Regions from separate parts of the Homo sapiens genome. Here region 1 is linked to region 2. The links are chromatin loops, found by intact Hi-C in ENCODE. Cell type or tissue: GM12878. All regions are shown on one strand.

The links. Peaks named below come from ENCODE experiments on the same cell type or tissue, not always from the same donor. Only the 100,000 strongest peaks of a DNase experiment are listed, where the experiment ranks them.
Region 1: a loop joins it to region 2, with 3 times the contacts of the local background. A loop is called at or near these places in 3 of 110 quality-filtered maps.

What each region holds. Positions count from the first base shown.
Region 1 is chr3:112,978,317-112,980,816 of GRCh38, reverse strand. No RefSeq gene overlaps it. Among named protein-coding and RNA genes, the nearest start is that of CD200R1, 4.5 kb to the right of the region's middle. In GM12878, a CTCF peak has its summit at 1,377 (motif pointing right); no DNase peak of the experiment used is centred here.
Region 2 is chr3:112,110,988-112,113,487 of GRCh38, reverse strand. C3orf52 (chromosome 3 open reading frame 52) reads right to left here. Exons shown (of 6, transcript NM_024616.3): 5 at 343-524. MIR567 (microRNA 567) reads right to left here and starts at 687; the gene lies at 590-687. In GM12878, a CTCF peak has its summit at 1,492 (motif pointing left); a DNase peak (open chromatin) is centred at 1,437; H3K27ac peaks cover 1,411 bases.

The DNA of each region.
Region 1 (2,500 bases), 870 kb before region 2:
AATTTGCTTATCAATTAATATTGTCTGAGACATTTAAGGTAAACCCACTTGGCTCAGTCTAGACTATTTCTTTTTAAAATGTTCTGCTCTTCTTGACTTTAATATTAGGGTGTTCTGGAGATCAGATGATACTTGTCTCTCTTCAGCATGCTTTGCCTTGATGTTAGTTTTTAGCCAAGGTATATGATTGGGCTTTTCCTTTAAAAAATTTATTTCCATATCTTCTGGATTTCTCAGTTGACACTTACAGATGAAAATTACCTGACTGCCTCAGGGAGAAAATATCTTAATGCAGAGCTACTTCAAGGTTATATTTTTGACAAGATTTTCCATTAATTTGGTTTCTTGGGAATGAAAGACAATTGGCTGAGTGGAATATCATTGCATTTGAGACTAGATTTAGAGTGGATTATTTTCCAACATTTATTCAATTGGCAGACAAACACTGTGGGGTACCATCAACCCCCTTCATTGAAGGACTTTGTTGCTCCAGTGTTGACAGTGTTTTCCACAGTTCAGGGATTGGCCTCTTCATGGATTTCCTTACCCAAGGTCATGGTCTTTCCCGTGGCTATAACAAATGACTCATAGATGCAGAAGTGTAAAGATCTGCCCATTTCAGGACAACAGAGGACAACTCTAAGGGGCAGTTTCAGCTCTATAGCTCCCCATAGGGCTAGCTGATTCTGGTGTGGGCCTACCATATAGTGTGATTCCCTATACCCACATCAGTTTCTGTTCCTTCTTATCCCCAAGTGATGATCTGAGGTTACTCCTTAATATAATAACAATTCTTCACATTAAACTCCGTCTTGGAGTTTGCATTCCAGGGTACCCAAAGGTGGCAATCTTTGCAAATTTTCATGCAATGAGATAGGGAATCTATCTTCTATCCATCCATCCATCCATCCATCCATCCATCCATCCATCCATCCATTTATCCATTTCTTTACACTGCTGCTTTTAAAACAATTTTTAAATTTTATAGAGATGGGCTCTCACTATGTTGCCCAGGCTCGTCTCAAACTCCTGAGCTCAAGTGATCCTCCTGCCTCAGCTTCCCAAAATGTTGGGATTACAGGCATGAGCCACCATGCCTGGCAGCACTGTTGTTTTATTAAACCATCCTGGCAACTCAAAAGATTCATTTTTGTTTTTTTCAGCAACATTTCTTCAAGGTATAATATCTGTACTATCCATCAGGTAGTCATTTGTTATGTTGCAGCAGTTTCCAAAAGATGTAAATTAAATGTATAACATTTAGGCATGTTAGCATACTTTGTGATCAAAATCTTAATGTGAAGCTATTTTTGAATTTGCTAGATAAATTTACAAAAATCTTAGCATTGATTTCACCAAATTATCTCCAGGGGGCAGCAGAGAGTAATCTTAATGCAAATAGATGATTAGAAACAGCACAGGGTTTGCTTATTTATTTAAACAAAACAGACCAATTTTGAGCAGGTAAGGAAGAAAGAGTGAATTAGTACATAAATAGAGTCAGTAGGGGTTAGGAACCTGGGAGATGTATTGGAGACAAAACAGAGTTACCACCTTCAAAAAAGTAGATAGTAAAGCAGAGACTAATTAGCCACATAGTTTAAGAAGTAGACTTTGGAGTGAGATTTCTTGGGCTTGAATCCTGTTTCTATCACTTATCAGCTGTGTGGCTTTTGACAATTTACATAACCTCTCTGCTTTGAGTTTCCTCAATGGTAAGTGGTATTTACTATATAGGATTGTTGAGATAATTAAATTAGGTAATATTTATAAACTGCTTAGAACAAGATCAGGGTGTTAAGCTTAGGGCTTGACAAATACTTGCTATGGATCTGACCAGTGAGATTTACAGTTGATATTTAGCTAAATATAAAATGTGATTACTAATTTCTCTACTCTGATTTTGCTTATTTTGATACTGCACACATTTGATTTTCAAACATCTATTTCTCAATTTTCCTTTTTGTATAATCTGTAAAATTATAATAAAAAATAATCATTAATTCCAATATGATATATTTTTTCTAACTTTTTAAGAAGACTTTTTATACATTGACGTAGATCAACCATATATTAGGAGTAAAAATTTTCAAGAAAAATCAATATAATAGTAGGTATAAAAATAGAAGTATGCATTTTTTGAGGCTCTTTTAAGTTACTGTTTAGTCTATTTAATGATTGTCCATGGAGGAAGATACAGGATTTCAGATGAGTCTTGAGAGCATGGGTCAATGAAGGTTACAGAGAGGTAAATTGGAAAATAGAAAATGGAATATGCCCAGGAAAGCAGTCTTTTTATGCAACTGTATGTTGAATTATAGCATTTCTGTGGTAATTCATTAGATTCAGATCTGTAGTTATTGTACAAGGGAGCAGAGAGGAAGTAAAGACAAGAGTGGAGTGCTGTAGAGTTTGAGTCCCTTGAAATTCTTTAGACTATTCGGTATTGTTCTTTTTACCTCTGTGAAATTGGCATGTTACCACTTGGCTAGCAGTAGGA
Region 2 (2,500 bases):
AGGTTGCTAATCATGTTGTAAAGTAGGATACAGGGCTTAGAATGTGGGTGAACTGCATGAGGAAACATGTAGCAATGTTCATCTTTATAGTTGAATTATCTTTTCCATAATTGCTCCCCAACTACACTGTCTAATTATGGAGGGCACGGACTGTGTAGCCTCCACAGAGAGGGGAACATCACCTCACAGCAACACCATCTGCTGAGGGGATGAGTGAATAAATGAATAGTCTGACACAGTACCAAGTCACCACAGTTGCCAAATCGAACCAAGCCAATTTGACCCCAATCTGGTTCACCTGTTTATTGTCACAACTCTGACTTCTTTACTTGCTCTACTTACCATAGAGCAAGAGGGATGTTGGATCAAGCCCCAGACTCTCACAACCAGGTATATTCTGATCACGGAAATCCTGTAGCAAAATGCCCAGCACCAACTCCTCACTCATCATATACTTCATAAAATTTTCATCATCTGATGGAACCCCAAATTGCAGGTCATACGTTACTGTGGCATTTTCACCACTGAAAGGCAATGGAAGACATTAAAACATAAACAGCATCATACTGCAACTCAAGAAATGAATTTAAGCAATAACTTTTTTTTTTTTTAGTTTTGCATGTTCTTCCAGTACAAAATAGCAAAGAATGTTCTGTCCTGGAAGAACATACTGTCCTATAAGAATCCTCTTCCATAGATTCATCACAAAAAGTTGAGGTGATCCTAACCTCCTCCTTCCACCTAGTACCTATCCTCTAGGAATCCACTGGGAGAGGCCATCAGAGGTAGAGGTAGAGGTGCCCATCTCCAGTCAAGATGCTGAGAAGATCCCAGGCTTGACCCACCATCTGTCCCAACCCCAGCCTTCATCCCTTAAGGCAAGCCAGGGAAGCCTCCCCTTTTCTCCACACACATTCCTTCTTCATGTTCTCAGCATTGCCCCCACAAAGGTGTGCCAGGGATATTTAGTTTAACCAATTCTTTATTTGACCTATGAAAATGTTTAAGGCACAGCCAAAGTTTCCTACCATTGGCTGGGTCCAGAACTTCTGAACGTTGACAGAGACCACCCTGTGTATCAGCAACAAATCAGGCTTCCCTGGTTTGTCCCCAAAGTGAGAAACTTTTCTGTCCCATTTCCAGAGGCCCCTAGGGCAAGATAACCAAGCCCTGTAACTCTCAGTAATGGGACCTAAGGAAAGGGAATTTTCATCTTCCTAGAACATTTTTTCCCATTTCCAAAATAAAAATAATCAAGGGCTACCCTCCATTAATTAGTGTCTAATGCTACTCTTTAAATGCTACTTCAACATTTAGTTTATTCATAGTTATCCTATTACTTTGGTTTAAGATGGGCCAGATTAAGAACCAGCAATAAAATAATGAGCAGGAGGCCACATCTGAGACTATCACCTTGGGGAAGTTTTGCAGATGCACCAGTCCCATTAGTGTGAATCAGGCCACTGCCCCTGCTAAGGATAGGCAAAGAGCTCCCTCTTCTGGCTACAGGTCACATAGGCCGATACTCTTCGATCTTACAAGGTGGCTGACAATTGAGCTTATAAACTCTACTACGGCTGGGAGATGTGCCAGATCCTGCAGATCAAATGAATAATGGAGAGTCAGGACTCTGAAGAAACTCATAGTTTCAAGGATGCCACTAAAGGAGGGCCAAAAAATGCACTTTCAAACTGCAATCCAGCTAACCTAGTTTGCAGGTGTCATAACTTGTTCCCTGAGCTCTGCCCTCTAATTATCGCTAATGATGATCAACACCTACACAGCCAGCCACCCTGCATTCCCAGGGGCAAGGACTTGGGCTGGCTAATGAAGAGGGCCAGAGTCTGACTTTCAGAAGACCAGGTCAGAAGCTGAATGGGAAAATCAGGCCACCTAGCCTGGCCTGGCCAGCCCATCCTAATCCCCCATGGCAGGTCACAGGGTAAATTTACATGAGGCTGAATTTTGAGAAAAGAGCAACTTTCAGGGCCTTTCGCCCAGCTGCCCACCACTGGAGTGAGTCTAGCAGCTAATAAACCAAAGGGCATTTTTCCAGGTTCTAGCTGGGCCAGTCCAGGGCTGAGGTCACAATGCCCCTGTAGACACAAATGCATGTGCCAGGGATTTAGCCGCCTCCCACCCATGTGCAGCAGCACCCTTTGGGAAGCAATGGCTTTTCTTCCTCAATTCAATACTTTAGGACCTCTGCCTGGACTTCTTGAAATAAAGTGCAGAGATGTCACCGTAAGTACCATGTACACTGGGTCTGTTTTGTTTTGTCTTGTTTGAGTCTCTCTGTGTCACAGGCTGGAGTGCAATGGTGCGATCTCAGCTCACTGCAACCTGCGACTCCCTGGTTCACACAATTCTCCCGCTTCAGCCTCCCAAGTAGCTGGGTTTACAGGCACGCGCCACCACGTCCAGCTAATTTTTGTATTTTTAGTAGACATGGGGTTTCACCATGTTGGCCAGGATGGTCTCAATCTCCTGACCTCATGAT